6 separate regions of the Homo sapiens genome follow, and all the other regions are linked to region 1. The links are chromatin loops, found by intact Hi-C in ENCODE. Cell type or tissue: heart right ventricle. All regions are shown on one strand. Region 1 overlaps MYRFL (myelin regulatory factor like). Region 2 has its middle 160 kb from the start of MYRFL. Region 3 overlaps PTPRR (protein tyrosine phosphatase receptor type R). Region 4 holds the start of LOC124902960 (a long non-coding RNA gene). Region 5 overlaps PTPRB (protein tyrosine phosphatase receptor type B). Region 6 has its middle 170 kb from the start of MYRFL.

Evidence for each region. Hi-C counts contacts between places; a loop is a spot of excess contacts. Peaks named below come from ENCODE experiments on the same cell type or tissue, not always from the same donor. Only the 100,000 strongest peaks of a DNase experiment are listed, where the experiment ranks them.
Region 2: it touches region 1 in a loop (2.3-fold over the local background); 11 of 110 quality-filtered maps call a loop at or near these places.
Region 3: a loop joins it to region 1, with 10 times the contacts of the local background. A loop is called at or near these places in 25 of 110 quality-filtered maps.
Region 4: a loop joins it to region 1, with 3 times the contacts of the local background. A loop is called at or near these places in 28 of 110 quality-filtered maps.
Region 5: it touches region 1 in a loop (4-fold over the local background); 99 of 110 quality-filtered maps call a loop at or near these places.
Region 6: a loop joins it to region 1, with 2.8 times the contacts of the local background. A loop is called at or near these places in 11 of 110 quality-filtered maps.

The regions. Positions count from the first base shown.
Region 1 is chr12:69,899,116-69,903,115 of GRCh38, reverse strand. All of the region lies in intron 10 of MYRFL (myelin regulatory factor like), which reads right to left. Among named protein-coding and RNA genes, the nearest start is that of MYRFL, 76 kb to the right of the region's middle. In heart right ventricle, CTCF peaks have their summits at 2,115 and 2,317 (motif pointing left); a DNase peak (open chromatin) is centred at 2,285; H3K27ac peaks cover 653 bases.
Region 2 is chr12:69,983,320-69,987,319 of GRCh38, reverse strand. No RefSeq gene overlaps it. Among named protein-coding and RNA genes, the nearest start is that of MYRFL, 160 kb to the right of the region's middle. In heart right ventricle, no CTCF peak of the experiment used is centred here; no DNase peak of the experiment used is centred here; H3K27ac peaks cover 186 bases.
Region 3 is chr12:70,728,120-70,732,119 of GRCh38, reverse strand. The region is part of intron 6 of PTPRR (protein tyrosine phosphatase receptor type R); the gene reads left to right. All of the region lies in intron 1 of LOC124902960 (a long non-coding RNA gene), which reads right to left. Among named protein-coding and RNA genes, the nearest start is that of PTPRB, 93 kb to the right of the region's middle. In heart right ventricle, CTCF peaks have their summits at 1,724 and 1,925 (motif pointing right); no DNase peak of the experiment used is centred here.
Region 4 is chr12:70,718,154-70,722,153 of GRCh38, reverse strand. All of the region lies in intron 6 of PTPRR (protein tyrosine phosphatase receptor type R), which reads left to right. It overlaps LOC124902960 (a long non-coding RNA gene), which reads right to left and starts at 2,958. Exons shown (of 2, transcript XR_007063361.1): 1 at 2,331-2,958. In heart right ventricle, a CTCF peak has its summit at 2,146 (motif pointing right); DNase peaks (open chromatin) are centred at 33 and 2,183; H3K4me3 peaks cover 1,418 bases; H3K27ac peaks cover 3,358 bases.
Region 5 is chr12:70,570,206-70,574,205 of GRCh38, reverse strand. It overlaps PTPRB (protein tyrosine phosphatase receptor type B), which reads left to right. Exons shown (of 34, transcript NM_001109754.4): 12 at 2,119-2,382; 13 at 2,917-3,180. It overlaps PTPRB-AS1 (PTPRB antisense RNA 1), which reads right to left. Exons shown (of 9, transcript XR_001749196.2): 9 at 2,756-4,000. Among named protein-coding and RNA genes, the nearest start is that of PTPRB, 65 kb to the left of the region's middle. In heart right ventricle, no CTCF peak of the experiment used is centred here; no DNase peak of the experiment used is centred here.
Region 6 is chr12:69,990,026-69,994,025 of GRCh38, reverse strand. No RefSeq gene overlaps it. Among named protein-coding and RNA genes, the nearest start is that of MYRFL, 170 kb to the right of the region's middle. In heart right ventricle, no CTCF peak of the experiment used is centred here; no DNase peak of the experiment used is centred here.

The sequences.
Region 1 (4,000 bases):
TCCCTAAACACAGAGGATACTGAAGGAAGAATAATAACAGCTACATTTGTTGTGCGATAATTCACAGTGCAATTATATGAGACACGTACTATTGTCCTCATTTTATTGACACTGACACTCTGAAAAGATAAATAAATTGCCCAAAGCCACAAAGCTAATAAGTTCTGGAGCTGGAACTACAAGTCCTCTGATTATTAAATAATGATTTGCCTGTTTCACGGCATTGCTTAGAAGTAGTCCTGGCAATCTTCAAAGAAAATCCAAGTGAAACCATTGGACTAGACAAAGTTCTGGAGATTTTACTCTTAAATAAAATTCTTTGTCAAAGAATGTTCCACTGCACTGCCTTCCTTCCTGCTTCCCTGTAGCCACTGAATATATTCCCAAATATTTTAAAGTAAGCATCTCTAAATCCCTCAAAATCCTCACAACAAAATTAATTTGTTTTTAAAATTATGATGTATTTTTATGATTGAGGCAGGCTGTCACAACTTTAGATAAACAGTTGTGATCCTGATTATCTAAAAAGTCAGTACTAATACTTGACTTTTTACCTTTCTGGTGGTATATGATACATTGCAGGCTCAGCACCTGAATATGCATAGATTTTCTCTGAAGACTACTCAGGAAACCAATAACAATGGTTTCCTCAAGGATGGAGCCTGGGAGATGGAGAAACAGTGGTAGGAGGGAGATTCACCTTTCACTATATACTCTCTTGGTATTGTTTGAGTGTTTTTGTCATATGCATTTGTTACAATTTTAAAAATAATTAAAAGAAACCACAAAGTTTATTTCTTAGTTTGGGTTTAAAGAACTTTTTGATGTCTTCAATTTCCTAATTCAATCCCAAGTGTCTGAACCCTGAGCTGCTTGGAAGACTCAACCATTGATACTTGATAAACAGAAGCAGTGAAAGAGGCCAGGTGTGTGGTGGCTCACACCTGTAATCCCAGCACTTTGGGAGGCTGAGGTGTGTGGATCACCTGAGGTCAGGAGTTCAAGACCAGCCTGGCCAACATGGTGAAGCCCCATCTCTACTAAAAATACAAAAATTAGCCATGTGTGGTGGCATGTTCCTATAGCCCCAGCTACTCAGGAGGCTGAGTCAGGAGGATCACTTTAACTCAGGAGGCAGGGGTTGCAGTGAGCTGAGATCATGCCACTGCACTCCAGCCTAGGGGACAGAGCAATACTCTGTCTCAAGAAAATTTAAAAAAAACAAAAAAAAACAGCAGTGAAAGAATGTAATGGGGTGGGAGGGTAGTGGGGAGTGGGGGAAGAGTATAAAGTAAAAACTTTGAACATTATTTTGTGTAAATTTACTTGAACAAAGAGCTTTTCTGCAAGTTCCCTAGAGCCCCTTGGTTGTGAATGGCAAATTGGCTTTGACTCAAATCCTTTTATAGCAACCAATCAACTAAATCCAAAGGTATGCCATATAAGATGGTGATGTATTTTTCTCTATTTTGAACATAATGAGCCACTTCAAGGAAACAAAATAAGACAGTGATGAATTTTTTCATAATGAGCTTTGGGATAGTTATTATCATGTTGGTAACTTGATACTGGAACAGCAGATATAAGTGGATTTAATTTTTTGGAACAATTGCAATACTCTCACTTAGCTCTCATCAGATGAAAACTCAAATCCCTAAAATATGTTCACATTATTTTGGAAAGGGCCACAGATTCACAACATTCTAAATATATAGCCCTAGGGAGAATTCCTCATCAGTAACAGGAAATGTTCTCATAAGATCTGTGAACTTATTTCCTTTCTCTGGAATCCACAACCTTCATGTGTGAAAGCAAGCCACAATATACTACCTCTTTCTGGAATTATGAGTTTGTATTCACATGTGACCCAATAGTGGCTGATGGATATCAAACACCAAAACAAATTAATTAAAATGTCTAAAATATTTTTATTGTTTGTGTCATATCCTCTTATTTAGGGAAGAGACCCGAGCATTCTAGTCTATGTTATAACACAAACTAGCTGTGTGACCTTGGGGCAGCCACTTAATCTTTCTCTGTACTGTGTCCTCCTCTGATGAATAAAGAATCATGTCTCCTTTACCCACCTCATAGGGTTATTGTGGGATTAAGTGAAATCATGTGTGCATGAACAGTTTGCAAAAATGAGGATGAAAAGTCTCAAAGTTATTCTCGACACACTCTCCTGGGCACAGCAGCAGCTATTTAACCTATAATTGCTTCATCTGCTCTCCTCAGCAACGCACCTGCAGAGTTGCACAATTCCAGGGGGACGCCTTTCATAAAAAATACAATGTAAATGGCGCCCCCTGCAGGTTATTGGAATAGAAAACAGCATCAGCAGCAATTTGAAGGCTATGCTGAGTTAGAAGTGAAAAGCTGGAATTTGTTTTACCATCGTTTGGGATTCGAAAGCAGCAGCCAATGAACTAATAGAAGAGCTTGACCTGAGGAAGGCAGCTCTTAGGAAGTCCATTTTTGCACCTTTTGAGAGGGTTACAGAAAAAGGACCTAGAAATACTCTCTGCTGGTGCTACTCAAAGCATGGTCTGCAGGCTAGCAATATCAGCATCTCCTGGAAGCCTGTTAGAAATGCATATTCTCAGGCATCCCTGACCTACTGAATCAAAAACACAGGTATCTGTGTTCTTACAAGCTCTCTGGGGATTCTTATTCATAATACAAGCTTGAGAACTACTTCTTTATGCCATGTACTCCTGGTCGTAAGTTGCCCTTCTGTAGTTGACAGAAAGATCTGTTGAGTCCAAAACAGGCATTACTCCATAAACTGTTTTCTTTGAGTAAACAAACATTCATCTGAACTCCAAAAGAGGAATGCGTGTGTCTGTGTTTGTGTGTGTTTGCATGTGTACACATATGCATTATTATATCATCTTCCCTAACCCTAGGTTTGGTTTCCCATGTCACGCACTGTGATTTGCAGAGCAGTAGAGGAAGAATTCTTGGGGACATGACCATTTCTATTCTTCTGGAAAAGAAACTGGAATAATCTATTGGTTTTCAAAATGAGGAAACCCTAGAGTGTCTTTGAAAGGCAGACAAAAGTAATCATCCCTCCTGCTTGCAACACTGCACTCCAAACCAGGTTTAATTAAGTATTTTAGAAGGAAAGTGGGGCTGAGATAGAACAGCCCAGTCATTAACAAGGGGAAACTGAAGGAACTCCACTGGGAAATGCTCCCAGAAACAAAGACTCTGCAAATAAATCTGTTCTTTGGAGTAAGCCTTAATTTTCATTAAATTGGTCAATTTATACTACAGGACCATAATATACTTCTAAAGCTGTTTTGATTGACAACCCAGATGAATAATTACTGGGTCCTGCCCACCATTCTCTCTCCAAGCAGAATTCTGACAAGCTTGGTCAGAATTCTGGACCCTTCCTGGAGACCTGGAACTCATCTAGGTCTAACCCTCATACAATCACCCTTACCAAATAGTAAAATGCCAATCTCTGCCATTAGGACAAGTGGTTCTTAGGCCACAGAACAAGTCTGGATTTGCTTAAATGCAGTTTTCATTTCTCCATTTAATGTAGTCAGGGCTTGTAGTGTCTTTGTCAAATTTTTCTTCCCATTCTTCATTCCGGAGCTTAAACTAACAGAACCAGGCCATGGCCTAAGAGGCCACATCTGGCTCTTTTGTAGAATGTTGGCTGGTCTGCCCTCTGCCCAACCCATTTGTATGCACCTGTATAGGCCCCTCTAGAATCTCAGGTGGCAAAAAATGTATTCTGTGGACATTTCTAAAACTCACTAATTCAAACAATAATGCCATTTCTTAAACAATTAAATAAACCAAAAAGTCTGCATTCATTTTCACTTCTGTGTTTCAGAGTTTGAATGAAATAATAATAAGATATTTCTAGTGGGGGGATGAATGGTTGATGTTAGTAATCCTTATCTTCTCAATGCTGTTAGGGTAACTTTTGTGTTATACAGCACACTTGTAGAATAGGGTATTCTCTCTAACCAAAATT
Region 2 (4,000 bases), 84 kb before region 1:
TGCCCCATGCCTCCAACTGTGTGTGTTTTCTTTTTGTTCATTTAGGCTACAGTTAATGAATATTAATAATAGTACTAATACTATTGCTAAAGGGTAATAATAGTATGAGCATGCACCCATTCAGACTCTTTGCTTATAGAAATTGGTGTTATTCATGAACACAGGGAGGGGAACATCGCACACCGGGGCCTGTCGGGGTTGGGGGCTTAGGGAGGGATAGCATTAGGAGAAATACCTAATGTAGATGACAGGTTGACGGGTGCAGCAAACTACCATGGTACCTGTATACCTATGTAACAAACCTGCACATTCTGCACGTGTATCCCAGAACATAAAGTATAATTTAAAATTTTTTTTTCTCATTTCCATGCCAATAACTTTATTTATTTATTTATTTTTTATACTTTAAGTTTTAGGGTACATGTGCACATTGTGCAGGTTAGTTACATATGTATACATGTGCCATGCTGGTGCGCTGCACCCACTAACTCGTCATCTAGCCTTAGGTATATCTCCCAATGCTATCCCTCCCCACTCCCCCCACCCCACCACAGTCCCCAGAGTGTGATATTCCCCTCCACGTGTCCATGTGATCTCATTGTTCAATTCCCACCCATGAGTGAGAATATGCGGTGTTTGGTTTTTTGTTCTTGCGATAGTTTACTGAGAATGATGATTTCCAATTTCATCCATGTCCCTACAAAGGACATGAACTCATCATTTTTTATGGCTGCATAGTATTCCATGGTGTATATGTGCCACATTTTCTTAATCCAGTCTATCATTTTTAGATAATCCAGTCTATCTAAAAAAAGAAATTGGTGTTATTATCATTCCCACTTTACAGATGAAGAAATAGGCTTAGGGTATGTTAAGTAAATTGTGCAATGTCACAACACTGCTAATAAAAGTGGAAGAGCAGAGTCCACATTTCAAATCTTTGTGGTAAGCTCAAAAGCTGACCATCTGCAAACTCTTCCCTCTAATTAAATTGTTCATTGAACTATGACCCCTCTCAGGCTTATCTACATTTCAGTAAGGACTTTGTAAGGGTATAAACTCCATGAGGGTAGAGACTTGGTCTATGTTGTTCAGAATGGCATCCCCGTGCCTAGCAGGTAGTAGGTGTCCCATAATCAGGGCCGAATTCGTGGGTCTGTGAGCAGCACAGTGACACAGGGCCACCAGTCAGAAGGGCTCCCCACTTGGATTCAATGCTTCGCATTGCTGTCTTCAGATTCTTAAAATTTTATCTTTGAATTGTGTGTAGATGAAGTCTGATGGGACAATGGAGCACAGGTGGGCACCTGGAGCCTCTGCTTATGTGGGGCCCCACCTCCCGCCGCTTCAGTGCCCATCACCACCTGGGTTATTGGCTGCTTACCCTCCACCCGTGGTGCCCTGGATGGCAACCAGGTCTTGTGGGGAGGGGGCAGGACTCTGACTCTGGCCAGAGTCTGGGCAAGGGAGAGGGAAGGGCTGAGGTTGGGTGTGTGTTCCCTGTGGCATCTTAGGGAGTGGTGGCCACAGTCCCACCCTGGATTGACAGCTCCACAGTGCACCCAGTGGGCTGTTCAGGAAGTGCGAGCCTGTCACCCATGCTTGAGCCAGGTGCTAAGTGCATTCTGGTTTGGAAGGTGCATGCCTTGGAGGACTTACTTGTCCCCAGCCAGGGCAGGACATATCAGGCATGGTAAAATTTTAATATGTTGTAGTTAGAAAGAATAAGACCTAATATTTGATAACGCAACAGAGTGATTACAGTTAATAATAATTTAATTGTACATTTAAAAATAACTAAAAGAGTATATAATTGGATTGTTTCTAACACAAAGGATAAATGCTTGAGGAGATGGAGACCCCATTTTCCATGATTTGACTATTACACATTACATGCCTGTAGCAAATTATCTCATGTACCCCATAAAAATATACATCTACTATGTACCTACAATTTTTATTATTTTTAAAAGTTTAACATTTTGGTACCAAAACAGCATTTTTTCATGCTTTTTGGATGGGGGGGCACGTATTTTCATTTTGCAAAGGACTCCACAAATTATGTAGCTGATCTTGTCACTAATTATGTATTAGATTAATAATTTGGACTCTTAGAGATCAAAACTTGTAGGTCTCAAAGGAACAAGGCACTAAGATCCAAGGCACTAAGATCCAGAATCTTGGACTGGAAAGTGTGCCTTTAGATGATATTCAAGGAAAAATGTATAAGAACATATTATACACCCAAGAACTTCTTGACAATCAGCACTAGAATGGGGTCACCTAGAGACATCTAGGTGAAATCTCCCACATGAGAACTGTGACTTCAAGCTGGCCATTTTTTTGTTTAGCCAATAAAGTTTTTAAAAGAATCAATCTGGTTGCTTTGATATGGGTGTGCCAGTTTCAGCCAGGCCCACTTCCTAGAGCTCCCTCTTGTCTCGCCTTTGGCTGCTCTCCCATTGGCTCACACTTACACGTGTGAAACCTGGCCCCTGAACTATTTGTGTTTTACTCCTGTTCTGAGCATCACATGTAGGACAATCGGTCATCTCCCTTTCAGGGTTCTATGAATATGGTAACAAAGAGCATTCATAAATACCATAGCACCATGATGTCTCTGAGAGGAATAATTATTATGAGGTGTGATATTTTTTACATTCCTCTCTCCCTTACTGGACTGTAGACTTTTTTTTTTAATGGCACATGTATTAGTCATGGCAGTCTAACTGCTAAAACAAATAAGCCTAAAATCTCAGTGGCTTAGCCCAATAAAGATGTGTGTGTGTGTGTGCGCGCACGGGGGCGCATGTGTGTGCATGTGTGTTTTCACACGTTATAGTCCAATGGGAGTCAGTTAGGAGTCATTTACTCCATACAGTCATTCAGCATTCCAGGGTTCTAGGATCTTCCGTTGGGTGATTTCCTCATCCCTGAGGACCTTGGAATCTTCTACTAGTTCATCAGCATTTGGCTGGCAGATGTGGAAAAAAAGAGCCCACAGAGGACTATGAGAGAGATGTTGATAGGTCAAGACTGGAAATGACAGACATCATTTCTACCTCCGCTCTACTGACTCTGCCATATTACCCTACATAATTGCAGGGGAGGTTGCTAGCCCTCATAAAATTTACCTTCCAGTGAAGTCCTTACTGAAATTCAGGTTGGCACAGAACTTACACAGGGAATGTCAGCTAATGGTATGCTTTTGAGCCTACTACCTAATTTGAATTTTGCTCTACCATAAGTGTGAATTCTGCTCTGCAACTTTACTAGCTATGTAACCTTGGCCAACTTAACCTTCTCTTAGCCTGTTTCCATCTAGCTGTGTGCCTGGAAAGAACAGGAAACACGGTTTGGTGCTACATTAATATTGTCTCTGCTGCATCAACGATCATATGTTATTTTCTTTGTATACGTAATGGCTGGCACCTAGGAAGTATTCAATAAATATTTGTCACGTGAATAAAATAATTGAGGTAGGTAATTAGGATGGGCTCAATTCTTGTAGCAAAAAGAAAGTTGTAATCTGGGTAGATTTGAAATGAGAGAAGGAATCTTATTTGGGGAAAATGAGAATTCAAGGAGTTGACTAGAATTATTGATTTGTGTTTGTCCTCTTATTCAATGACTAAGTGGATAATGTGTGGGCAAAGTCAATCTTCTCTACCTCATTTACTTTTTATCTTTCAGTGAATTTCTTCTTTCCCTATTGGATTCCTTTCTGCTTGTATTTGTTCATCTTCCAAAGAATGTGCTGAAGGATTTCCCACATTCTGATTTTGCTTTTGCTGTGGTGTCATCAATTGCCTTAAAAAACACTTCTAACCCTGTAAGTCACTAGGGGCTTAGCAGAGTATAATGAACTTCAGTTTGGCTTTAGAACAAAACAAATGCCACACAGGCACACACTTCAATAACATATCTTCCATAAAACGAGTGGTCCCCTAAACAGGGAGAATACAAATGCCATACGCATTATTACAGTAGTAGATATTCA
Region 3 (4,000 bases), 830 kb before region 1:
ATATACCTCAGATGTGGATCCTTCATCTTGTCAGTCTCCAGAGGATGGTCAGCCCTACTCAAACACCTGTCCGTTTTTCCAGGCAGCTCTTTTTTTCATTGCCCAAGGCAGCTTTTTAAAATCAGTGTTGCTGTCCTTAAATTCTCTTCTCCCATCCGATACATAGAAAAATACAGAATCTAGGAATAAACCATCCTAAATTACCTCTCTTGTTCCCTGACCCCATCAAGAACTCACACATGTGTGTGTAGGCACACGTGCACACAGTAGGATCTCCTGAGAGCTTATTCGTTTTTGTTTTCCTACTTCCTAATACCACACACATAATAGAGGTTCTCTAAAAATTGACTGAATGATACAGAGTTAGCCTTACTCATGGGAGTTAGACATATTCGTCTATTTCAGCTCTAAAACATCCAGTTGATTCTAGAAAGCCCAGAGAAAGGGAGAAATTCTCACTTGCCACCTCCTTCACGGGTGCTTAAATTATCCAACCACCCTATGTGGCCAATTGGTTTTTAAGGTCTGTGGTCGTGGCCCCTCTGCTCCTGTTTAATGAATAAACTTTGTAAACTTTAAGAGACTCTATCCTGAACCTGTTAATACAGCGTAAATATGCATCAAGACACTTAAGAAAATATCCTACAATTGAGTGGTTCCATATTAGTGAAAGAATGGTCTAGAAATCTAGAGAGAGGTCTCAGACAAGGCGATTGCAAGTTTCTCCAGGTGAGGCAATACTTCCTCATCTTTGAACATTGTGTAGAGGGGTGACTGTCCTTACCATTGCTTTCCTATTTGTACATGTTTAAACTCCAACATTTTTTTTTCATTTCTGGGGAGGGATTTTTCTTCCATCCAAATTTTTGATCCAGGTAATCATTATAATCTTGACCAATGGTTTAACTTTCCATCACAGTTTCATAGAAGAGAGTTGTTTATTTCACTTTAAAGTATATTTTCTTTCTTTTCCTTCCTCCTTCCTTCCTCTCTCTCTCCTTCCTCCTTCCTTCCTCTCTCTCCTTCCTCCTTCCTTCCTCTCTCTTGCCTTCCTCCTTCCTTCCTCTCTGTCTCCTTCCTCTCTCTCCTTCCTCTCTCTCTCCTTCCTCTATCTCTCCTTCCTCCTTCCTTCCTCTCTCCTTCCTCCTCACTTCCTCTCTCTTTCCTCTCTCTTTCCTTCCTTCTGTCTCTCTCTCTCCTTCATTCTCTGTCTCTCTCTCTCCTTCCTCCCTCCTCTCTCTTTCTCTATCTCCTTCCTCCTTCCTTCTGCTCTCTCTCATTCTCTCTCCTTCCTCTCTCTGTCTCTCTCTCTCTCTCCCCCAAGCTGGAGTGGCGTGGCATGATCCTAGCTCACTGTAACTTCAAACTCCTGGGCTCAAGTAGTCCACTCGCCCCAGCCTCCTAAGTAAATAGGACTATAAGCACATGCCACCATGTCCAGTTAATTCTTTTATTTTTTGCAGAGATGGGGGTCTCACTAGCTGATCTCCAACTCCTGGTCTCAAGTGATCCTCTTGTCTCAGCCTCCCAAAGTGCTAGAATTACACGCATGAGCCACTGTGCCTGGCCTCTGATTTCTACCTTTTTTTTTTAATTCATTTATTCTTTTGAGACGGGGTCTTGCTCTGTCACCCAGGCTGGAGCACAGTGGCATGATCTCAGCTCACTGCAACCTCCTCCTCCAGGGTCCAAGCTATTCTCCTGCCTCAGTCTCCCAAGTAGCTGGGGTTACAGGTGCCCGTCACCATGCCCGGCTAATTTTTGTATTTTTAGTAGAGACGGGGTTTCACCATGTTGGCCAGGCAGGTCTTGAACTCCTGACCTGAGGTGATCCACCTGCCTTGGCCTCCCAAAGTGTTGGGATTACAGGAGTGAGCCACCAAGCCAGGCCTTCTAATTTAAATATGTTCTTCCATATATGACCTGCAGGTGGCAGAGTGAAACAGCACTATACTGTAAAAGTAAAAATCGAGGCTTGGGTGTGACAGAAATTCTCATTAGAACTTACATCCTCTAGGGTGATACTAGTGAAATCTAGTGTGGGCAGGGTGTCTCACAAAATCTTTAACACAATGTCAATAATAGTTTGCTTGGAATTATTATTTTTTCATTGTTTTTTTGTCATCCACTAGTTGTATCCCCCCAAGAGGATAAAAATATCAAATGACATTATGAAAAATATCAAATGACATTAGAACGTCAAAATCCTCAAAATAGAAATAACAAGTAAAATAATTAAAACATGGCTTGAACATGGTTATTGGACTCCTCAGGTTTTTTTTTTCTTAAATCATTATGATTCTTCATAAGAAAGTAAACTGTGTAATTCAGTAAACTAAATTGTAAGCTGCTTGGAGGTAAGGATGTCTCTTTTTTATTGCCATGTCCATGTATTTGTATTGCCTATTAAGGTGCCTGGTGTACATTAGACCTTAATAAATGCTTAATTTCGTCCTTCATTCCCACTCACTGTTGGTAAAAGTGGTTATGGTGGGCATAGTTATAATCTAGAAGTAAGTGTTAATATTTTAGAGCTGGGGGCCTCTCAAAAGGCCAAAAATATAGCATTTTACAGTTGGGAGAAACCTTAGAGTAGTGGTCCCCAAAACTCATTTAACATAGTCCTCTAGGGAAACTTTGTAATATTTCTAGATATTCCTATCTAAACAGACTTTCCAGATGGAAAATATTCTAGAGTCCAATCCAAATTCAGCTTCAACAGCTCTGGTCCAGGGTTGGGGAAAGATGATACTCAGATAGATAGATAGATAGATAGATAGATAGATAGATAGACAGATAGATACAAATAGATCATCTCTACATGTAATCTGTATAAAGATCTATATATACACACATATATGCAAACATGTATAACATATTTAAATATATTCATTAAATGCATGTGTTTAAATACATTTAAGTTTAAATGCATATATTTAAATGTCTATGGTGTATTTGAATATATTTATATTAGTATATATTTCTATAATCTGTATTTAAATTATTCCTATTTGGGAACTGTAATCTCAGTCTCCCTGGTCCAGGTCGCAAGGATGTTCCCATAACTCTACAGCTGTTGCAGAGCCTCTGATGTGAAAGCAGTGGCCATAACCCTTATTGGAAGCAGAGTTCTAGAACTGAAACAACTCATGGATTGCAAACCTGGAAGCTTTTCTAATAATTTTCTAAAATCAGTTTCATTTTTGGCCCCGTAGTATTCCAACAGCTCTTACCTACTCTATTATACTGGGTTCCTATAGCCATATTCATTACTAAAATTGTTAGGATCACAGGCTGTTGGTGCCAGAAGGCATCCTCTTTAGTGTTGTGTGGACAAGGAATGGAGATAAAGAAGTTAACTAATTAGTTTACAAAGAACTTTGAGAATTGAAGGAAGCCATCTGTCAGTACAGGTTGAATATCCCTAATCCAAAAATCCAAAATCCAAAGTGCTCCAAAATTCAAAACTTATTGAACATTGACATGATGCTCAAAGGAAAGGATCACTGTAGAATTTCAGATTTTGAATCTTTGGATTAGGGATCCTCAACTGGCATATATATATATATATATATATATATATATATATATTCAGATTTTGGAATATTTGCCATATACATACATACATATATATATATATATATATACACATATATGTATATATATATAATTGAATAACCCAGTACAGGTTGAGTATCCCTGTATCCCTTATCCGAAATGCTTGGGACCAGAAGTGTTTCAGATTTTGGATTTTTTGTTTTTTTTTCAGATTTTGGAATATTTGCCATATATATATATCTAGAGACAGAGAGAGAGAGAGAGATCAGAGAAGGGGCCTGGGCCCTTCTCTGATGCCTCAATGAGCTGAGCTCTGTATATATGTATGGCAAATATTCCAAAATCTGAAAAAAAAAAAATCCAAAATCTGAAACACTTCTGGTCCCAAGCATTTCGGATAAGGGATACAGGGATACTCAACCTGTATTGGGTTATTCAACAA
Region 4 (4,000 bases), 820 kb before region 1:
GGTTCTGGTAGTAAGAAAGCAGGAAAGGAGTGGGTGGGAAAGGAAGCGTCCACGGGGGGCGCATAGCCGGGACAGATTTTTCAAAGGGTAAAAAAGCCTTTAGCCATTTTTCATCTATGCCTCCCTCATTTTGAAAACAAACTCTGCTAGTTTGTTCTTATTTCTTAATACAATACTTCCCATGCCAAAATTTGGATACATTTTAAATTGGGGTCAATTTGGGCTGTAGAGTCTCTAATGAATTGGTCAGCATGTTCATGCTCTTTGAGAGTCTGCTGCCCTCACTGACCTGCCAGTTCCAATAATCATCCAACTATCCTCCCAACGATTCCTTTCCTGGATATATTAGCAGGGCGAATTTCAATCCACTTTGTTTATTTGTTCACTACGGTATCTTCCATAGAAAAGCTAGGCCTGTGAAATAAAGATTAAACGGGCTAGAAAAGTTTGCGGTGTTATGAATCCTATACTGTGCAGAATTCATAATTCCAGTTTTGCCTAGTAGAAAAAAGCCCAAGATCATAAATATTTCTAAGCAGTCAGGGAAACTGCATTTGCCAAGGCCCTATAAGAAAGCTGATGGTGAACCCAAACAGAATCCTGCCAAATACCTAAAATGTGTTGAAATATATTTTATAATTCCTCCCCCACAATAGTCCACCTTTTGATTTGTGTGATAATCTATTTGGACAGGAGCTATCCACCGTGTGCCTGCTCTTCTTTCCACCTGCTGTTCCATCAGCCGAGGAAAGGGTTGTGCCCAAGGGAGGTGGCTGTCCATTGTTATTCACAATAGCGGTGCCCCTCATGAAATGCTCTGCCAGGATAGATAAATTACCTATTCTTAGACAGAAGTTTTATATATGTGCAATGTTGACTGACTCAGACTCTAATCAAAACTGTTCTCTTGGTTCTCCTCAGTATATTTCTAACTCCTCGGTATATTTCTAACCTATTTCTAACTGGAGAACTTTAGGATATTTGGCAGTACCATGTGTAAGTAAGAGCTTTTGCAGGACTTCCAAGCAAGAGAAGTAACAATGGGTATATGCCTGCAACACATTTCTTTTAGGGGAATATGGCACGAGTGTTTTTGTGGATTATCTGGTTTATATAAGATATGCATTTTAAATAACTAAACCTGTGTTGACATGCTTATACTAGAAAGCAGTGCTGTTAAGGAGCACCTCTATATAGGCAAACCCTATTCAGTGAAGAACCAAATCTGAGCTTTAATCTGAAACCAAATAGAAAAAGTTATTGGAGTCGAAGATGAGGGAGTGGGGTGAAATAAGATTATGTATCAAGCATATTCAAATATAGGATAATATCCTAGGGCCTAGTGGTAGTACCAATAAGAAAAATGTACCTGAGCCAGGTGTGGTGGCTCACGCCTGTAAGTCCTAGCAATTTGGGAGGCCAAGCCTGGGGGATCACTTGAGACCAGTTCAAGACCAGCCTGGGCAACATGGAGAAACCCTGTCTCTACTAAAAATACAAAAATTAGCCAGCTACTCTGGAGACTGAGGCAGGAGAATCGCTTGAACCCGGGAGTTGGAGGTTGCAGTGAGCTGAGGTCATGCAACTGCACTCCAGCCTGGGCGACAGAGCAAGACCCTGTCTCAAAAAAAAAAAAAAAAAAAATTACCAGGGTAACAGAGCAATACCTCTACATAGAGAGGAAAAAACTGGAAAAGACTTGGTAAGTCTATGCCTATACCTAACATTTGTGGAGCAGTTGCTATATGCCAGGTACTGTACAAGATGCATCACAGATATATAAAATCATTTCCTCCTCATATCCACCTCAGGTGGGTAAATTATATCATCTCAAATTTAATGATAAGGAAACGGAGACACAGGCATTCAAGCACATTTCCATGGTCGCAGAGTACATTACTGCAGAGATAGGATTCGAGCCCAGGTAATGTGCCCCCAGATCTCACGCTTGTTTCTATTTCCTGCTTCCCCTAATGACTAAGGCACCCGAGGATTTTTCTTTTTCCACCTTCTCCATATTCATAATTAGACTATATTAAATTTTTTCAGTGGAGGAATGGAAGCATTTTAAAATAAAATAATCTCTTCAGCCTAACACAGACCAATTCCACTTTGAGAAGAGCGATGGTTGCGCCTTGCACCCTCCAGGTGGCGCTTGTGCGCCACTTACAGACAGGAGAGGTTTCAGGGTCGTCGGCAGGGTGGGCTCTTGGTTTTGTTCAAAGGACATTTGAGCATTGTTTCTCTGTCCTCAACAATCCTACTTGAGACACTTGTTGCCATTGTAAGATTTAAAGGCAAATCAGATAAACAAAGAAAGGGCCACGTACCAATCCTAAAGCTGACGTGGAGCAGCCGAAGCCTCCCTTCGCAGAGGTCTGTTAATGGCATCCAGAGAAGACGCGCAGTCACTGTGGGTTCAGACTGCAGATGCTCTTAGCAGGGGTTTCCAGCTGGGCGCCCGTGGCCCTCTGGAAGGTTCTCATTTGGTATCCATCGGAAGGCCTTTTATCGCTTGTTAGTAATGATACAGATTTGTTGTAGAGGCAAGCAATTCTTTCAGTATTTAAGCCTTTGCAATTTTCATTATTTTTTTAAAAAAATGATTTTTTTTTTTGCCCTTTTGCTCCCCTTCCTAACAAAGGAAATTGTTAGGAACTATATTACTAATGTAATTTAGTCAAGGGGTTGTCAAGGAGTTCCATTAGGATTTGGATTGAAAAGGGATTTCTAGGATAAAGCACCGTTTTGCTGTAGATATGATCTTCTGGAAAGGATGGGGCCGGGCAGCCTCGTGAAGTTTGCATTCGTGAACTTTGGGTTCCCGTAATCCTACGGCATGCCTTATCGAGGACAGCCTAGGAGCGAATTGGCAGTAGGTTAGAAAGCATGATTAGAAGAGGGAAAGCTGAAATGGCCTTCATGTCGGCTGTTTTCCTCCACAGGATACTGGGTGATTCCTGTCCTAACCAGATACTGATTACTTAAAGCTTAGCCCGAGAGTTCTTGTCAAAAATGATTTCCGTAGCGTATTTTGACTTGCTGAGGTCTGAAGAACTTTGGGAATTTGTTAGGTGTGGATCTGAACTCCAGGAACCGGTCAGGAGTATTCAGTAAATGAACTCTATCCGTTTGAACAGAATGTCTTAAGCACCTCGTTTTTATCTCATTCACACTTCTCCGAATGTCCTCATCTGACATGGAGAATTATTGGTGGAAAATGTGCGTATTGATAATTCAGACATACGAAAGCAAAAAAGTCCAAAGGACTTATCTTCAAATTGTTTTACACAATATTTCAAGCATGTGCAAAATGGTATAAATATGTTTCAATCTGTAAATTTATGTATTCTTCTAGTATTTCCCCATTATAATTGAATCCTTGTTTTGTAAACATTTCACCTCATCTACAATATACACACTCAAAATATTTAAATTGTTGAAAACTATTTTTAGCATGAATACATTTTCTTCACATAAAATACAAAGGATTAATGTAACATCTAACTCTTTAAAACATTCCACCAAATATTCAACCCTGAATGGTAAGACACAAAAAAGGTGTGTATTTGTGTTTAAAACAGTGGACCGGCCAGGCATAGTGGCTCACACCTGTAATCCCAGCATTTTGGGAGGCTAGGCAGGCGGATCACGAGGTCAGGAGTTTGAGACCAGCCCAGCCATCATGGTGAAACCCCGTCTCTACTAAAAATACAAAAAATTAGCTGAGCATGGTGGCACACGCCTGTAATCCCAGCTACTCGGGAGGCTGAGGCAGGAGAATCGCTTGAACCCAGGAGGCAGCGATTGCAGTGAGCTGAGATCGTGCTATTGCACTCCAACCTCAGCAGCAGAGCAAGACTCCATCTCAAGAAAAAAAAAAAACAGTGGACCATGAGGTATTTATTTTAAATCTCTCTTAGAAGTATAGCTTCCAGTGTTAAATCTATACAATACTTTGTTGTCTCAAATGTTCGGCAGACAAGAAGCAATTCCAATT
Region 5 (4,000 bases), 670 kb before region 1:
AGTAGAGGTGAAAAATTGGACACAGCCTTGGCATGTGGTCAGATCAGAAACCCCTAATATATACCAAATACAGAGGACATGCTAGTATTAGGACAAGAGTTTAGTACCCTGGATCCGAGTTCATGCCTCTTTTCAATGCTCCTCCTCATTAATATGTATAATGTCCAGTTACCGTGAAATAGTAATGAATCTGTGGCCTACTGTTGAATTAAAATTCAGCCCCAAATGGAAAAATGAAATCTCCTTAATATCATGCTCTAAATACAGAATTGCCTTATTCCACAGTGTTCCTAAGTAACATGCATATATTTATTTACTGGTTGGGGAGGGGACCACAGATATACAGAATGGTTTCGTTCATATATTAGAAAGAACCTCACATGCACAAAATTGTATTAATCATAATTCTTGGTTCAAGAAACCATGCATCCCCAGCACTTTGGGAGGCCGAGGCGGGAGAATCATGAGGTCAGGAGTTTGAGACCAGCCTGGCCAACATGGTGAAATCCCATCTCTACTAAAAATACAAAAAATTAGCTAGGTGTAGTGGCAGGCACCTGTAATCCCAGCTACTTGGGAGGCTGAGGCAGGAGAATCGCTTGAACCAGAAGGCAGAGGTTCCAGTGAGCCAAGATCGCACCACTGCACTCCAGCCCGGGCAAGAGAGTGAGATTCTGTCTCAAAAAAAAAAAAAAAAAAAGAAAAGAAAAGAAAAAAGAAACCATGCATCAACTGCCACCTTTACTTTTTAGGCATCTAGTTAGTAATTTTTGATAATTTAACATGTACACAAGAAACCAACCAGTACCTAAAATAAAAGCTAGGACCTTGACAATAACCTACATCAAAGTATGTGGTCCCCACCTCGTGAATTCACTCAAAGGTAGCCAACATCTTGACTCCTATGTTCACCTCTCCCTTGCTTTCCATCTTGCATAGTTTTATTGCATTTATATACAGGCCTAAAATTATGGGTTTCAAAATTTTTTGTTGTTTTTAACATTATTTAAAAAGGTATTTTTAATGTAGTATTTAATATCTTAGGGACTTAGATGTTTTACTTATTATACAGGTAAGATTCATCCATATTTTGTATTTTGATGTTAAGGACAAGAAATCCATATTTTTGTGTTTTGAGTTAAGGAATTAATTATAACTATTATATAATATTTCACTGTGTGTGTGTATGTGTGTATATGTATGTATTCATTATCCAGTCTCCTGTATATATTCTTCTACACGTGGTTTTTATATAGTTTTTTAATTTTGCCAGTCAAATGGATGTAAAACAGTATTTCACTGTGGTTTTGACTTGCATTTCCTTGATCACCAGTGATGTGGAAAATCTCTTCATTTATTATGCAAATAACCATATGTGTTTCTTCTTCCATTTTTCTTTTTCCTTTTCTTTTCTTTTTTTTTTTTTTTTTATGAGATGGAGTCTTGCTCCATCACCCAGGCTGGAGTGCAGGGGCATGATGTGATCTTGGTTCACTGCAACCTGTGCCTCCTGGGTTCAAGTGATTCTTCCATCTCAGCCTCCCGAGTAGCTGGAACTACAGGTGTGCACCACCATGCCCAGCTAATTTTTGTATTTTTTAGTAGAGACGGGGTTTCACCATGTTGGCCAGGCTGTTCTCAAACTTCTGACCTCAAGTGATCTGCCCTCCTCAGCCTCCCAAAGTGTTAGGATTACAGGTGTGAGCCACCATGCATAGCCTCATTTTTTTGAGGGGGGCGGGTTGGGGGATTGCTTATATTCTTCTTAGTAACTTTTGAGTCAGCAAGGTATGTTGGAATTATCTATATCGTTTACCATCACTCATATTAATCATCAGCCATCATGTTTAATGTTCCATCTTATACATGACACTTTGTGCAGGCAAACAGCAGGCTTAGAATGAGTTCATCAGCTTCTGTTAAAAGATCCGTTTAATCACTCCACATAGTGTAACAATCTTTCCCCTCCAGAAATTTGTAACCTAAGGTCTAAGATTTTTCTTTTAAATGCACACAATAATAATCTACTCTCTCTTTTTATTGTCCCAGCTTGTCATCTGTGATCAATTACTCACTCAGAATTCATAAATATTTAGTTACTCTCTGTTTCCTTTTCAGTGCCTGACAAAGTCCAGGGAGTCAGTGTTAGCAACTCAGCCAGGAGTGACTATTTAAGGGTATCCTGGGTGCATGCCACTGGAGACTTTGATCACTATGAAGTCACCATTAAAAACAAAAACAACTTCATTCAAACTAAAAGCATTCCCAAGTCAGAAAACGAATGTGTATTTGTTCAGCTAGTCCCTGGACGGTTGTACAGTGTCACTGTTACTACAAAAAGTGGACAATATGAAGCCAATGAACAAGGGAATGGGAGAACAAGTAAGTGGAACGATTGCAAAATCTGACAGTTGGTTGGACTTGAAAGTCTCTAGTAATTTATCTGAACCTTGAATTTTTTCTGCTTATTCATTAGTACATTACATTCCCAGTAAGTCTCACTTGGTGCTAACATCATTCAGCCAAGCCATGGCCTATAATTACAGAATATTTATTGGTAGATAAAAGCAAACATAGTGAGGGAGCAAGAAGGCTAAATGTCCCATTTTTCTTCCCTATCTTCCTGCATCATGGCATTTAGATTCTAGACTTCTTGTTTTATCTTATGATTGAGATCATAACTCATTTTATAATTATGTTCTACCAATGCTGATCATGTAACATTTATGTCAGGAAAAAACCACAATGTTAATAGTTGCTTCCAATTTTTCTTGTTTAATTATGCATGAAGTAGTGCTAGTGGTTTATTTGGGGAAGGGAGATGTTGCCAGTTCCTTGAATGTGATTCATAAATTATTATGTAGGTAAACTCTGATCAGTTCCTTTCCTGAAATGTCTTCTCATTTTTCTCCCTAGTTCCAGAGCCTGTTAAGGATCTAACATTGCGCAACAGGAGCACTGAGGACTTGCATGTGACTTGGTCAGGAGCTAATGGGGATGTCGACCAATATGAGATCCAGCTGCTCTTCAATGACATGAAAGTATTTCCTCCTTTTCACCTTGTAAATACCGCAACCGAGTATCGATTTACTTCCCTAACACCAGGCCGCCAATACAAAATTCTTGTCTTGACGATTAGCGGGGATGTACAGCAGTCAGCCTTCATTGAGGGCTTCACAGGTAATGTGAAATACTGTTCTTGAACCTGAATAGATGCAGTGGTGCATTTAACTTTCGGGTAGTTCAGGTATTTCGATTGAGCATTTGGAGGGATAAAAGGGAGACAGCAAGAAGGGACAAAGTCATGTTGATAGTGACAATGATGTTGTCCAACCTGGATGAATGAAAATAAAGTATGATGTCAGCAGAGAGTGGCGGGGTTGGAGGGTGCTTTCAGAGAAATAGCAATGAACTGATGTGATCAGCTGGTGCTTCTGAGGCACACAGATTAAGAATTAAGTGTTACTTGGGTATCACTTCTTTAGAACTCTTTTAGGAGTGTTGCCATAGTAGTTAACATGTACTGACAGTTCACCATGAACCAGACCCACAGCAAAGCATTTTATGTCTACATCTTGTTCAGTCTTCACAATGCTTTGGAAGCCAAGGCAGGAGGATAGCTTGAGCCCAGGAGTTCAAGCACAGCCTGGGCAACATGACAAAACCCTGTCTCTACAAAAAATACAAAAAAATTAGCCGGGCACGGTGTTACGTGCCTGTAGTCCCAGCTACTGGGGAGGCTGAGGTGGGAGAATCACTTGAGCCCAGGAGGTATAGGATGCAGTGAGCCATAATCATGCCATTGCACTCCAGCCTGGACAACAGACAGAGACCCTACCTCAAAAATAAAATAAAATTAAATTAAAAAAGAATCAATCTTCACAACTCTATGGGCTGGTTAGTATTATCATCACTGCCATTTTTCCTAATGAAGAAACTAAAACTTACAGAGGTCAAGTAATTTGCCTGTAGTCCCACAGCTAGTGAGTGAGAAAACCAA
Region 6 (4,000 bases), 91 kb before region 1:
AACTAGAATTCCAAGGTAAATCAGAGGGATGGTAACCTGGATGCAATTCAGTGGTGTCTTGACAATGATTTTCCAATTTAGATAAGTCCTGACCACAGATGATCCTTCACTTGGGCATTAATTTTACTGAGCTTTAAAATAGGCTCAGTTTATCCTTACCAGTTAAACTCACAAATCCAGGCACACATTTAAAGGAAAGTTTAGTTCAACCTTAAAGACCAGGAAAACATTTCATTGTTTTATGGAGAAAGCTGATTTGTTCCCTCCAAGTGGGAAGCCAGCTCTTTAAATGATAAAGTGCCATGCGGGCTTAACCTTGAAAGAGGTCAAGCTACTGGTGATGAAGCCCAGGCTTCAGAGGAAGAACCAGATGTCAGAATGGGAATGAAAGACTAATGTTATCTAGTGCTGGTGAAGGGTTGGGGAAACTGGCACATGTGTGCCCCTTTTGTGGGAGTGTAAATTGGTACAACCTTCCTGGAGGAAAATTTAGCAACATGTAGAAGAGCCTTTTTTTAAAAAGTCTTTGACTTAGAAATCCCACTCCTAGGAATTTACCTGAAGCAAACAGTTGGATAAATGTGCTAAGATGAACAAACAAGATGTTAATTGTCACACAGTTTAGAACACTGATAAATCTGAAATGACTTGAACATTTAGCAATAGGAATTTGGTTAAATAATTATGCATATCTACACAGTGAAAACCATGAAGCCGTTAACTAGGATAATAGGGATCTATACTTATAGATATGAAAAGAGAGATGCTTCTATTTTGCTAAGTGGGAAAAAAAACTGTGTATCCTTTGATTCTATTTATTAAGGGTTGGGGAGGAGTGTGGGGGAAAGAGAGAAAGAGACAGTGTGTTGTGTGTGTCCTTTACCAAAGACTTCTCAGAGGTTGAAATATGCTGGCCATTTCCATTTTTTGAGGCTTTTAGCATATATATATATATGAGAAATGACAAAAGAGGGTTATAAAATGTTTAGTCTATTAGTTTATTATAGCTATTTACATTTAAGAAATTAATGCTTTTTATCATCAATAAACATTCTATATAACTAATAGGATTTATGGGTACATTTTTATTTGCAGTGTACTATAGACTGTGTGGTGCTCTAGTAGACCACCAGTTTAAAGTGGTTTGATGACATTCTTCCCCTACCAACCTAATCAGAGTAGTTTTTTTTTTTTTTTCGAGACGGAGTCTCTCTTTGTCTCCCGGACTGGAGTGCAATGGTGCAATCTCAGCTCACTGCAACCTCTGCCCCCCGGGTTTAAGTGATTCTCCTGTCTCAGGCTCCTAAGTAGCTGGGATTACAGGTGCACACCACTATGCCAGCTAATTTTTGTAGCTTTAGTAGAGATGGGGTTTCACCATGTTGGCCAGGCTGGTCTCAAACTCCTGACATTGTGATCGGCCCACCTTGGCCGCCCAAAGTGCTGGGATTACAGGCGTGAGCCACGGCACCCGACCTCATTCAGAGCATTTCTGTGCCTGGTTGTATACTCCTTTAGATATAATACCAAAAATCAAAATTTTAGCCCCTTTGGGAATGTGTGCCTGGCCTCATGTGGTCCTCCTGACACTCTTGTAATGGGCTCAACCTTTGTCCCAAGCTGGAGTCATTGAGCACAATGGCATACTCCATTCCATCCAGCCCTCACGCTTCCCTCATTCCTGCTTTCTCAGACTATACCCTTATTCTCTGGTGTCACAGCTCCCAAAACATATCTGGATGCTCCTCAGGGCATTGCAACCCAGAAGCTTTTACACTGGAGAGTCCAGCCTCTATCACCCCCATGTGAGAAGTTGCCTGTTGCAGTACAGTAAGGGCCGGCCCAACGCCATGCCATGGTGGTATTGCTTCTCTGTGGCAGCTTATTGTATGCACAGCCGAAGTTCTGGAAACAGTGACTTGAGAGCCACGGCATGACAACAGTGTCAATAATGAGGAACCACAGCGCTAGGGGTAGTCAATAAACAGAACATGACTGCTGCCTGTGTCCAGGAAACTCCAGGCACAGACAGGCCACAGCTGCACTAATGTGGCATGAAGCTCCAAACTAACAGCAGAAGTCATGTCAACATTTCTATGTGACTGGGAGACCAGAGCCTTTCCCAGATGCCACATTTGGATTCTTGGATTCTTTAGCAGGCTATGCTTCAGCAATCACAGCAAGGCAGGGACAGATCACTCACAGAGATTCCAGGAGTAGTACCAGCTGAGCCAGCCTAATGACACCGCTTGTTTTGCCAAATTTCCCTGTAAGCTGCACAGGAGCAGACACTGGGAACTCAGAGTTCTCAAGCAACTGCTATGGGGAAAGAAAAACAAGGGTCACCATCACAGAAGAAGAAACAAATTTATGATATTCTAAAGCACCTCTGTAAACTATGTGATCTAAAGGCAGCATCAGGGAGTGGCCACAACAGGCAGACAAGTCTAGCAAGTGGGACCACAAACAGGGCAGATGCTCCGGAGAATATGTTTACTTTTGAACCTTCTGTTCAGTGACATCATTGGTCCATGCAAGGCCCCTCCCTTATTTACTTATAAATTAATCTATTACACAAATTAATTTCCATTTATTTCCATCACCACCTCCATTCTCCTTTCACCACAGGGAATCATTTAAATGTGTTTAGTGTGGCTCTTTTTTATTTGTATATGTTTTTGCAAAACATAAGATGTAATGATTTATGTGCATGGATTTTTAACTTACATAAATGGTTATGTTAAACATCTTGTTCTGTTTTCTACTTATTCCACTAAGCATTAGTGTGGCTCTATGTTGCTATGTTCCATATTGTTGGATGTATAACTAACCCATTGTTCCTAATCGCTGCTTAATACCCAATTGTGTGCCCCACAATATTTACCCATCTGCTTTTCCAGTGATGGAAGACACCCACAAATATTGAAATTAACATTTTTATATATGTCCTTTTATGCACTTGGGTGAGAATATCCATGGGATACATACCCAGGAGGGATATAGTTGGAACACTGGATGTATGCTTACTTAATTTGACTAAATTCTACAAGATTGCTTACCAAAATGGCTGCAACAGTCTGTACCTCCATGAGCACTATGCAAAGATTCCTGTTTCCACATCCCCAGGGCAGAAACCATTTACACAAGGTAGGTCACAATAGGGAACCCTCTCCTTTTAGACTATGGACCTTTTGTGTCTGGTTCCAAGGCTCACTGCCCGAGCTCACAGCACCTGAGGAAACCCTAGGAGTTGGTGCTGAGAATGCCCTATGCCAGGGCTCTTTAGAAGAAGGATGAATCGATGTGCTTCATGGCTAGTCAGTTATTCAACAAATATTTATGGGTGCCGATTAAGTGCAAAGCTCTGTGTTAACAGAGAAAAATCTCCTATGATCTGTGCCTTCTTTGTATTTAGAAATTAGTGGGGAATAATGACATTAATTCAAAATCTTACAAATAAATAACCAAAAGCATGCAATGGTGTATGAGCAAGAATTTCAGGATGACATGGGGAAACTTACTTAAGAATGAGAGTACCATGAGGCCAGGGCATTTTGTCTGCTTTGTTTAATACTGTACTCTAGCTTCTAGAAGAGTACCTGACACATAGTAGGACCTCTTAAAATATCTTCTAATTGAATGACTAAAAGAATAGAAGGTCAGTGTTCAAGGAAGGGGACCCCAAGGCATGATGTTTGAACCAGGACCTGGAAAATGAGCAAGGACTAGTCAGGACAAGATGGTGGTGGTGGTCTCAGAAGCACTCTTGGGTAAGGAGTTGGGGATGGGTATATAATGACAGCAATAGCTAAACCCATCTGTGGAAATACTCTCAAATGCCACCCAAGCACATGTGCCCCAGAATGCCGACCCCTTTTCTCGACAAAGCTGTTGGGACCAAGTTCAGTCCTGAGAAGCAGGATCATAGACAAGAAACTCTGCAGCCGCAGTGCAGAAGACAATGTTTCTATATAATCAATGGGCAATTTTTTTTCAAAAC